Regions from separate parts of the Homo sapiens genome. Here region 1 is linked to region 2. Evidence: chromatin loops called from intact Hi-C (ENCODE). Cell type or tissue: mammary epithelial cell. All regions are shown on one strand. Each heading gives the region's core, and the rest is flanking DNA. Links, peaks and the distances in the headings are about the cores only.

Evidence for each region. A loop is a pair of places that touch in the nucleus more often than their neighbours do. Peaks named below come from ENCODE experiments on the same cell type or tissue, not always from the same donor. Only the 100,000 strongest peaks of a DNase experiment are listed, where the experiment ranks them.
Region 1: a loop joins it to region 2, with 3 times the contacts of the local background. A loop is called at or near these places in 2 of 110 quality-filtered maps.

What each region holds. Positions count from the first base shown.
Region 1 is chr1:23,636,491-23,638,990 of GRCh38, forward strand. All of the region lies in intron 4 of MDS2 (myelodysplastic syndrome 2 translocation associated), which reads left to right. Among named protein-coding and RNA genes, the nearest start is that of MDS2, 10 kb to the left of the region's middle. In mammary epithelial cell, for the core only: a CTCF peak has its summit at 1,123 (motif pointing left); a DNase peak (open chromatin) is centred at 1,081.
Region 2 is chr1:23,340,120-23,348,675 of GRCh38, forward strand. It overlaps HNRNPR (heterogeneous nuclear ribonucleoprotein R), which reads right to left and starts at 4,165. Exons shown (of 11, transcript NM_005826.5): 1 at 4,092-4,165; 2 at 733-898. The coding sequence starts at 889. RefSeq lists silencers at 3,638-3,707, 3,718-4,077, 4,588-4,707 and an enhancer at 4,098-4,682. In mammary epithelial cell, for the core only: a CTCF peak has its summit at 4,565; DNase peaks (open chromatin) are centred at 3,282 and 4,342; H3K4me3 peaks cover 2,021 bases; H3K27ac peaks cover 2,235 bases.

The DNA.
Region 1 (2,500 bases), core at 1-2,500, 290 kb after region 2:
AGTGAATTGTATGATCTATAAGTAATACCTGGATAAAGTTTTCAAAATACAATTAGGGAAAAACCCAAGAAGTCTCAAAGTTCCTAGGAAATCATGAAACAAGGAGGAAGAGAACATTCCAGTCAGAGGGCAGAGGGTGTGAGTGAAACCTGGAGGCCTGGCTGGAGTGGGCACGAGGTGTGGCTGAAACCAGGGGTGCTTAGCGGGGATAGACGGAGCTGCAGCCTCGCCCTTGAGTGGGTTGTACCAGTCATGTCACTGAGCACTGACGCTGCGCTCTGCATCCTGGAGAAAATCAATCTTCCAACAACCCCAGAAGAAGGGATGCCAGATGAGGAAACTGAGGTTCAGAGAGGTTAAGTAGCTTACCCAGTCACATTGCTATTAAGGAGGTATATATATATATATATATTTATATGGAGACGGAGTCTTGCTCTGTCGCCCAGGCTGGAGTGCAGTGGCTGGATCTCAGTTCACTGCAAGCTCCTCCTCCCAGATTCACGCCATTCTCCTGCCTCAGCCTTGCGAGTAGCTGGGACTACAGGCGCCCACCACCACGCCCGGCTAATTTTTTGTATTTTTAGTAGAGACGGGGTTTCACCTGTTAGCTAGGATGGTCTTGATCTCCTGACCTTGTGATCCACCGGCCTTGGCCTCCCAAAGTGCTGGGATTACAGGCGTGAGCCACCGCACCTGGCTTTTTTTTTTTTTTTTTTTTTTTTGGAGTCTCGCTTTGTCACCCAGGCTGGAGTGCAGTGGCACAATCTCGGCTCACTGCAACCTCTGCTTCCCGGGTTCAAGCAATTCTCGTGCCTCAGCCTCCTGAGTAGCTGAGATTACAGGTGCCCGCCACCAGGCCGGGCTAATTTTTGTATTTTTAGTAGAGATAGGGCTTCAGCCTGTTGGCCGGGCTGGTCTTGAACTCCTGACCTCATGACCCACCCACCTCGGCCTCCCAAAGTGCTGGGATTACAGGCATGAGCCACCGCGCGCAGCTTAAGGGGGTAGAATCTGAGATCCATCAGCTCTAGAGTTTGGGATCTTGAGTAACAGTTTCGCCACGTTTAACAAATGTCCGGGGCCTGGAACGGAGACACTGGCGCTTCTATCGCGCCATCTGCTGGCCAAAACGTAGAGCTCAACTGGCGACGGAAAGGCGTTGGTTCCCAGGCTTGACAGGATTCCCTTCTGCCCTCTTCTCAACTGTTTCTCCCAACAGCCCTGAGTGGGTGGTAGGCAGGAATTGTCCAGCCTCATCTTACCAATGAGGAGACCAAGGCTTGGAGAGAAGAGGCGACTTCTCAAAGATGATCCAGAGGAGTAAAGGAGGCCCCGGGATTCAAACCCCCCTCCGTGAGGTGCTCTCCACCTCCCGCTGTCCTCAGTGTGGACTTAGATCCCAGAGCATCTTCACCCCTCTGAGGGGGTGAGGCCAGTCCCCTCCCTGGCTGGCTTGCAGACAGCGACCCAGGTTCAGGTAGCGGCCTAACCCACCCAGCTCTGTCTCTGTGGGGGTGGTTTGACCTGATGCAGGTTTGAGCCTGTATCAGGCTCTGTGGGGGGTTAGGGCAGGGTTCTCAAGGCTGAGCAGAAAGCTTCCACCCCACCCCTCCACTGGGGACTCCAAGCAGGTGACATTTCTGTTTGGGGAGCTGGCTGCCCCTTCCCTGTCCCCAGCCCTTCAGGAATTCTGGGTCTCAGGCTCTGGAAGGAGGGAGAGGAGAGAGAGAGGAGGCCCAGGCAGAAGTGGGGAGACAGTAGGCTGGGAGAAGGAGGGGCATGGGGGTGGGGCCAGAGCAAGGCCACAGCGAATGATAGTGACAGCAACCGTGCTAAGAAGAGCTGCCACTGTGGAGGGACAGGCGCTGCAAAGGTGCTTTACGGGAATTATGAGCCTTAACCTTCTCTGTGGCCCTGAGAGGCAGGGAGGATCATGACCCTCACTGACAGTGGAGGAGCAGTATCCAGGAGCTTGAGTAATGTGCCCAGGGTCACATGGCCAGTGAATATGAAGCCAGAATCACAACCCAGGGAGTTGTGACTCCCAGAAGGAGGGGACTGATGGGAAGCAGAGTGAAGGAGCAAAGGACTGATGGGGTGGCCATCAGGCTGGGAGTGGGGGACAAAGACGTCCAGCTGCCTGGCCGTCCCATGGCTGTCATCGTGTGTACGAGTGTGTATGTGTGCCAGGGAGAGAGAGTGTCTGAGAGTCTCGGTTGTCAAATCTTGGTGACATCCTGGTGGCATGGGTTGTCTGACTGTGGCTGAGCAATCTGGGTTGTTGAGGGGCCAGGAAGGCTTCTTCTCTCCCTCAAGAAGTCTGGGTCAACTTTGAGTCATCCTTCTGAGCACATCTTAAAAGTCACCTCTCCTGGGAAGCCCTCCTGGATTGCTAAAATGGGGTCGAATTCCCATGTTACACACTTGCAATGCTTCTCCTGCCAAGTAGTCATCATATGTATAAGTGGTTAAATATTTGTATTTACTCGGTAGAAGCCCT
Region 2 (8,556 bases), core at 3,144-5,643:
AATAGGCACACACAACACAGAGGAAGAAAGTTTCCATCTATGTCCCCAAAGGAGGAGGACACATTCATTTATGAACAACGCTCCCTAAGGGTAAATATTTCTCTCCCTCTTTAAAACTTCAAACCACTTACAACCAACTATATTAAGATGTTCAAATTTGCTTAAGCACTTAACCATGGCACTTCTGGATTAAAAAAAAAAAAAAGAAGCAGCTGTTACAACCAAACACTTCCAAATTACGGAGAGATGTGGATTTCTATTAGAAACTAGACAAGCCACAAACTCTCAAGGAGTCTGACATTTATTATGGTTTCAGACGATACAGCTATCCTCTTGTTATGCCACCTAATCAGACCTAAGCTGATTTAACAATCACTTTAAGAAGGTAAAAGTAGAAAAGCAAAAGCAAAATGATGACTGATTTTGATTAAGAAAAAAATGTAAAATTTGGTATGCAGAAACATACATTTTTATGGGTGGTAAATCTAAGACAAATCGATGTGCTGTTCTGAAACAACTAAGACTGCATATTCAACACTAAGAAGGCTTCAAAATAATGAAATAAGAGTATCAAAGTCAAACCCAATATGCCTTCAATGAAGGGAAAGTAACAAACATTCAGCTCTACAGATCAGAAACAATAAGTATTATTTAACCTTAAAAAACTATAAAATTCAAAGTGGTTTGCCCTCACTTTCATAACCAGTCAGAAACAAGAAATGCATATTATACCTGTCTGAAATATTTCATCAAGTCTTTCTGCCACCTTCTGTGGGAGGCCTGCCTCTATCAGTGTCTTGTAGTGTTCTGTGTGAGTTACACTGGAAGTATCCATTGGTTCTTCCTCTTCTTTTAACTGTACCGCATTACCATTCACCTGATTAGCCATTTTATTATGCTGCTGGAAAAAATTCAGGAGCTATATTACATTAAGCCAGAAATAACTAGTTTGTAGGACAATGCATGATTTATCTAAACTAATTTGTATACATGCTGCTAATAACCTCTATCAAAATAATAATTTATTCCTCCTGTGATGTATCTGACCTAAATTGGCAATAATAATCCTGTAAAACCATAGAAAATGTACATGGAAGCATTAGATCTTTAAGGAACTTCATGTACACCGGGTAAGATAAAGGCTTTAATTTACTGAAGGTAGAATTGCTGATTAACAAAAGCAGCTGTTCTGTCCTGGTGAAAAGATCAAAATCACTACAAAATCCTTTACTAAAAAGCCCCTCAGCTCTCGGGTCTTACACAGTTTTAAAAAGTTTTGTTTTAAAAACAGAATGAACACCCACAGACCACTTAATCAAGATTTAAGGACTTTCAAATTTTCCTGGCTCTGCTTCAAATACAGTATCGGTGTGAAATAAGTGCCCTGTTTTCTCTAGTTCAACATGCTGGTGGTTTGGGTTTTCTCCACCTAACAATACAAAACGAAAACAAAAAAAAACCAACTTGACATTAATTTTTGTTCTAAGATTAATTCGCTATTCCCACAGATTTAAAAGAAAAAATGACCAAGTTTAAAAGCGAAACAATTGTTTTCAGTCCAAATAAAATACTAAGTGAGCTATAGTTTAGGTTGCTTCTTAAAAAAAAAGAGTACATGTTGAAATTTTCATATCAGTAAAATAAAGATGTAAAAACATACTGAAGAATGGACAACTTCTTCCAAATATTTCAAAAACCGTTACCTAATTAGGCTAAACTTCAGCCAGATTTCTCAGATTAACCTATCAAAAATAATTTTGTACATTCAGCCTGTAGGTAATGCTGAAATGGACTGACTCCCTGAAGAGAGAGAGTAAACAATAAACCATACAAGGCCAGTCTGTGTACTGCCTCAAAAGACAGGGAATTAAAGTGCATTTGTCTGTGGTGAAATTACAATGTGATGAAGATAATAGGCAGCAGAACAAGACATTGCAACACATACTAAATAAAAGACATAAAGGTGGATCTCAAGAAAAAGCCTACTTTTCTTGATGAAACTCAAGATACCTAGTCATCTATAAAGAAAATACAAGTCTCCTACAAAGTACTAAGACACATAAGATAACCACACTTCCCGACAGCTTATCGAACATTGTGCAAATGCACCAGGTGCAGTTTTCTGGCTTAAAACAACTTCTTTTCATTTCAAAGTCCACTGATACTTAGTTGAAGTTAACGAAAGAGGGAGGAAGACCAAGAGGGGAAGGAGGTAATAGAGAGTAGGAAGAAGAAGAAAATGCAAAGGATTACTCTGAAAATGAGATAAACATGACTCCTCACAATTACAAAACACTATTAAGACTCGATAGCCCTTAATAGACGCAGACTGTGGTTAAATTCTGGGTGGATGTTTCTCAAGACAAGCTTCAAATTCTGATGAACTAGCAAAAACGGAAACATTCGAAATGTCACACTTTTGATCAAGAAACTGTATTGTGTGAGATGAATACGTTTACTGATTAACACGACCTATTTCTATAAAGATGCATCCTAAAACACAAAATCTCCTTGCGAACATAAGGTTCTGTTTTCCCATGCTCCCCCATCCCCACATACTACCTTAAGATCATCAGAACTCAAAAGTTCTCAGTATCACAAGACCCTTACAGCATTGTACCTAGGAATACTATCAGTCACAGAAAAGAGGCAAATTTTTAACAGAAAAGTTCAATGAACATCTGTTAAGGTGGGGTTTTTAAGTATGTGTAAAGCAAAAAGACAAGTTGTGTATTAAGTACAAGACAGAAATATTTATGCCTACCATTTCATTGCAAAGGCTCTACAAGTTGATACTGAAATTGGTTAAAATTTTCAAAAAAAGTTTGTAAATTTTAACAAAAAAACCGTAAAATAATTAGATTCCAGAAAATAAAACCTTCGGATCAAGGAAAGCCCTCTCTCTTCAAGCCAAATACAAAATGCTCATTTTGAAAAGACTTTTTATGTCATATGAGACCATTTGAAACTCATTCAAATGTGGCATTCAACACAATGCCACACAGCCAAACCATATTTCTGGATGCAGCAAATATACTAACGTGACTGGAGTCATTTGATCTAAACATTTTTGCAAAAAAAAAGGAGACATTTAAAGATTTAAAAGGGCTGCTGGGAGATTCGGGATGTCAGCACTAACTCCTCCCTGACTTTTTCTGAACCTCTCTGTGCAAATTCTTCATATTAAGAGACGGGCTTTAAAAGAACCAACGAAATGAGACTAACGGTTATCTCATGGCTTAGGAGTGTCGAGCTCTCATCCTACGACTGACTCATGAGACATCAATTCAGCCACTTGAGGACTGCAAAAATCTCAAACAGGTAGTGTGAAAGGACTGAACCTTCCAAGAAGCCCTGGGCTTTTTTAAAAATTTGGCAATACGGCCACTACCGTGTAAGAAAAAGGATCGCCTTTCCAATTTGGTGCGCCTCTGACAGTCTCAGAATTATCCATTTCAGGCGCCGCTTGGAGCCTAAGTTCTACGGCCTCTAGTAGTCATTTTTTCCTTCAAATCTCAGCCCGCGGCATGCAGAATGTGGGAGGGGAGGGAGGCTTCCCACACAAATCGGCCTTTCGGTTTCTGCTCACACAAAACTTTTCTCCCGGCTCAGATAACCCTGGGATCTGCACCCCGCCTTCCGCCCCCCACCCCCATCCCCTCAGGCCCGTCCGGATCATCAGCACATCCCTCTCGGGCTAGGCCGGCCGCGGCGGGAGCGAAGCGGCTCCGGCGGGGAGAAGCGGCAGGGCCGCGGGCGCCTCAGGCCCTTCGCGGGATCCGGCCGCATGGAGCAGCGAGCGGAGGCGGGAAAAGCACGGCCGGCCCCAGCAGGCCGCGCGGAGAGCGCCCAGCGGGCCGGACCGCGGGCTAAAGGGGCGGGGGGAGGAAGAGCGAGGGCGAGAAGCGTTTCGGCCGGGCTAGGCCCACAGCCGCGCGGGCGGACTAGACCGAAGCCGCCCCCAGCCCGTCCCCACCCCCACCCCGGGGCCTCGGAGCGCAAACGAAACGGGACCAGGCACGGAGCCCGGGCTGAGTCGGGTCGCATCGGGGCTCCCGGCCCCTCCCCCCACGGGCCGGCGCGAGACTCACCAGGGCAGAGCGGGGGCCGGCAGCCGGGCCCGTGAGAATCAGCGCGAGGCGCTTTGAAAACGACTAGAAATGGCGCGCGCGCCACCCCCTCCCCCCCCTGATGGACTGAGACGCGATCCCGGCAGCACGCGGGGTTTCCCGGAACTGCTTCCAGGGACTCCGAGCTACGGGGCAATCGCTTGGCGAGGCGGCCTGACAGGCAGCTCAGACGACCAGTAGTATCCAGGCAAAACGGACCACGCCGGACGACTCGAGAGCCAATCGATGAAGCTGCCGGCTGAACCAATGAGGGTGCTCAGCGCCCCTGGCTGGGGCGCCTCCGGGGCGGGGGCAGGCACACAAAGGGGTCTGTGGTGGAAGCCCTTGGTGGCTGCAAGGCTTGGGGGCGCTGGGTCCTGGGTGGACGAAGCTCCTCCCTCTTCGTCTGCCGCCGATGCGAGGCCGAAAATCTAGGCCTCGCGCCGCGTGGCCGCCTCCGGAGCCCCGCCCCCTATGGTCAGCACTGGCCCAGCTCCGCCATGGCGCTTGCGTCCCGCCACCGGCCGCCCTTAGCCCCCGAGTCCTCCCTCGCACCCCCGCGGCCGGCGTTCCCCCCAGACACGCCCATAGCCACGCGTTCGGGCCTCTTTCGGTCATCTTTTCGCCTCTAGTGAGCACACGATTTAAGGATGATTTGGCTCGTCATTTTGCTGAGGATTTTGTCTAGATAATCATTCCTTGGAACGATCGGAGAAATGCCTCTTTCCCTCCCTGGCTGCCGTCCACACATCGTTGGTGGCAGACTGTGAGGGAAATCGTTAAAATGACTCAAAAGCAATGTGTAACACAAGTGATAGAGCAGGGAGCTTTTCCCCACAGGGTTTGGAGCTACTTGATATTCATAAAATAAAGCAGCTATATACATCTCTGAAGCCAAAAGAGCCATGCAGGGGAAAGGGGTAATTCCCAAAGGACACTATAATTCGTGTTAGTCCTAAACCTATTTCTCACCTGCCATTCCTACTGATTTGTTCCCTGTCCTTAGTCCAAACCTGTCTCGTCTCATAGAAACCTTCCGAACTCACTTCTGTGGTGCAAGCGCTTTTTTCCCAACCCCAAACTCCAATGCCCCACCCTTAGGAAGTGGAGGAAGTCAAGCAGTGGTCTGCAGATTTCCAGATGCACTCAAGGATGATTAAATTTCTCAGAACCTACAAACCTATATTTAATTATTGAAAACGGGCGGGGCGTGGTAGCTCATGCCTGTAATCCCAGCACTTTGGGAGGCCGAGGCGGGTGTATCGGTCAGAAGTTCGAGACCAGCCTGATCAACATGGTGAAACCCTGCCTCTACTAAAAATACAAAAATTAGCCCGGTGTGGTGGCACGTGCCTGTAAACCCACCTACTCCGGAGGCTGAGGCAGAAAAATCGCTTGAACCCGGGAGGCGGAGGTTGCAGTGAGCCAATATCGCACCACTGCACTCCACCCTAGGGAACAACAGCGAAACTCCGTCTTAAAAAAAAAAAAAAAGAAAAAGAAATATTGAAAACGACTACTATGTGCCCAGTACCAAGTTAAATCTCTGGGTAGATCCAAGTTTTGTGTTATGGGGTGTGAGATTTACAGAAATGCTGGGAGTCTTAGGCCGGGCGCGGTGGCTCACGCCTGTAATTCCAGCACTTAGGGAGGCCGAAGTGGACGATCACTTGAGCACAGGAGTTCGAGACCAGCCTGGCCAACATAGTGAAACCCCGTCTCTACTAAAAATACACAAATTAGCCGAGCGTGGTGGCGCGTGCATGTAATTCCAGCTACTTGAGAGGCTGAGGCAGGAGTATCGCTTGAACCCGGGAGGCGGAGGTTGCAGTAGCCGGGATTGCGCCATTGCACTCCAACCTGGGCGACAAGAGTGAAACTCCTTCTAGAAAGAAAGAGAGAAAGACAGAGAGAGAGAAGAAAAGGAAAGAAAAGGAAAAGAAAGGAAGAAGGAAAGAAAGAAATGTTGGGAGTCTTTAAGAAAAATCATATTAAATGACGAATACAAATTTAGGAACAGAGTCTTGGAAGGGCATTGTAAAAGTGAGGGAGGACCCCGAAGCTTAACTTTTTTTTTTTAATAGAGACACGGGAGGTGCGGAGGGAATCTCGCTATGTTGCCCAGGCCGGTCTTGGCCGGTCTTGAATTCCTGGCCTCAAATGATCCTTCTGCTTCGGCCTCCCAAAGTGCTGAGATTACAGGCGCCCAGCCTGAAGCTTAAATTTTACTAGCTTCACATAAATCTGCCTCTAGCGCCATAATTCTTAACCTATTTTGTGCCATTTGGAAGTCTGGTAAAAGCTATGAATCTCTTCTCAGTTTTTAAATGCATGAAACAAAATACAGAGCAATACGAAAGAAACCATTTATATTGAAATACAATTAGGAAATATATTTTAAAACACATTCGTGATATAGTAAGGTTTTACTTTTTTATTTTTTATTTATTTTATTTTTATTTTTTTTTTTTTGAGATGGAGTCTCGCTCTGTCGCCCAGGCTGGAGTGCAGTGGCGCGAACTCGGCTCACTGCAAGCTCCGCCTCCCGGGTTCATGCCATTCTCCCGCCTCAGCCTCTCGAGTAGCTGGGACTATATAGCCTGCCATCATGCCCAGCTAATTTTTTTTTTTTTTTTTTTTTAGTTGAGACGGGGTTTTCACCGTGTTAGCCAGGATGGTCTTGATCTCCTGACCTCATGATCCGCCCGCCTCGGCCTCCCAAAGTGCTGGGATTACAGGCATGAGCCACCGCGCCCAGCTTATTTTTTTATTTTTTTTTGAGACAGAGTCTCGCTGTGTCGCCCAGGCTGGAGTGCAGTGGCGCAATCTCGGCTCACTGCAAGCTCCGCCTCCCGGGTTCACGCCATTCTTCTGCCTCAGCCTCCCGAGTAGCTGGGACTACAGGCGCCAGCCACCACGCCCAGCTAATTTTTTGTATTTTTAGTAGAGACGGGGTTTAACCGTGTTAGCCAGGATGGTCTCGATCTCCTGACCTCGTGATTCGTCCGCCTCAGCCTCCCAAAGTGCTGGGATTACAGGCGTGAGCCACCGCACCCAGCCCAGCTTTTACTTTTTAATTTTTTTTTTTTTTTTTAAACATGTGCTCACTTTATCACCCAGGCTGGAGTGCAATGGTGCAATCTGGGCTCACGGCAACCTCTGCCTCCAGGGCTCAAGCGATCCTCTGACCTCAGCTTCCCCAGTGGCTTGTAGGAACTACAAGCGCTGGCCACCGCTCTGGGCTAATTGTTGTTTTTGTTTTTTTGTGTTTTTTTTTTTTTTCTTTTTTTCAGAGACGGGGTTTCACCATGTTACCCAGGCAGGAACTTTTTCTTTATTAACACAATAACTATTAAGATCTTAGAGCAGATCTAATAACTACAGAAATTGTAGAGTGATATTTCAAGAAATCCATGAGTAGTAAAGTGATATGAAAATGATTTCTATTGGTGACAGAGGGAAAGCTGTTACTAATTCTACTGTGATATGTTGTCTACATTCACAATGGGGAAAAATGCTAAATTTCAGTTAGATGTTAGAGAAAACAAAGATGTAATTTTTTTCCCCATCCAAGTTTAAGTACTCCTTACTTGCATTCAGAGACTCCTTCAAGTCCATTGATGAGAACCCGTGGGTCAGATATGTAATTTTTTTTTTTTTGAGACAGTCTCACTCTGTGGCCCATACTGGAGTGCAGTGGTGCAATCTCAGCTCAATGCAACTTCCACCTCCCGGATTCAAGCGATTCTCCTGCCTCAGCCTCCCAAGTAGCTGGGATTACAGATGCCTGCCATGCATGACATCTGGCTAATTTTTGTATTTTTAGTAGAGGCAGGGTTTCACCATGTTGTCCAGGCTGGTCTCAAACTCCTGACCTCAAATGATCCGCCCACCTCGGCCTCCCAAAGTGTTGGGATTACAGGTGTGAGCCACCGCACCTGGCCTAGATATGTAATTTAAAACGATTCTATCACCCAGTATTTTCTGGGATAATATTTCAAATGTTCTGCTATGTAGTCATCAAAGGTATACTCCACATTTCAGACCATATGTCTTGATTTTTTTACTTGGAAAGAAAATTATTGTATAGATACAGATATTCATGAATTCAATATTCCACAAATATGTATTGCATGCCTCTATATAAAAATCATGGAGTTGGCCAGCATGGTGGCTCATGCCTGTGGTCCCAACACTTTGGGAGGCCAAGGCAGGCAGATCACCTGAGGTCGGAAGTTCAAGACCAGCCTGACCAACATGGAGAAACCCGGTCTCTACTACAAATACAAAAATTAGCTGGGCATGGTGGCGCATGCCTGTAATCCCAGCTACTCAGGAGGCTGAGGCAGGAGAATCACTTGAACCCGGGAGTCAGAGGTTGTGGTGAGCTGAGATCGCGCCATTGCACTCCAGCCTGGGCAACAAGAGTGAAACTCCAACTCAAAAA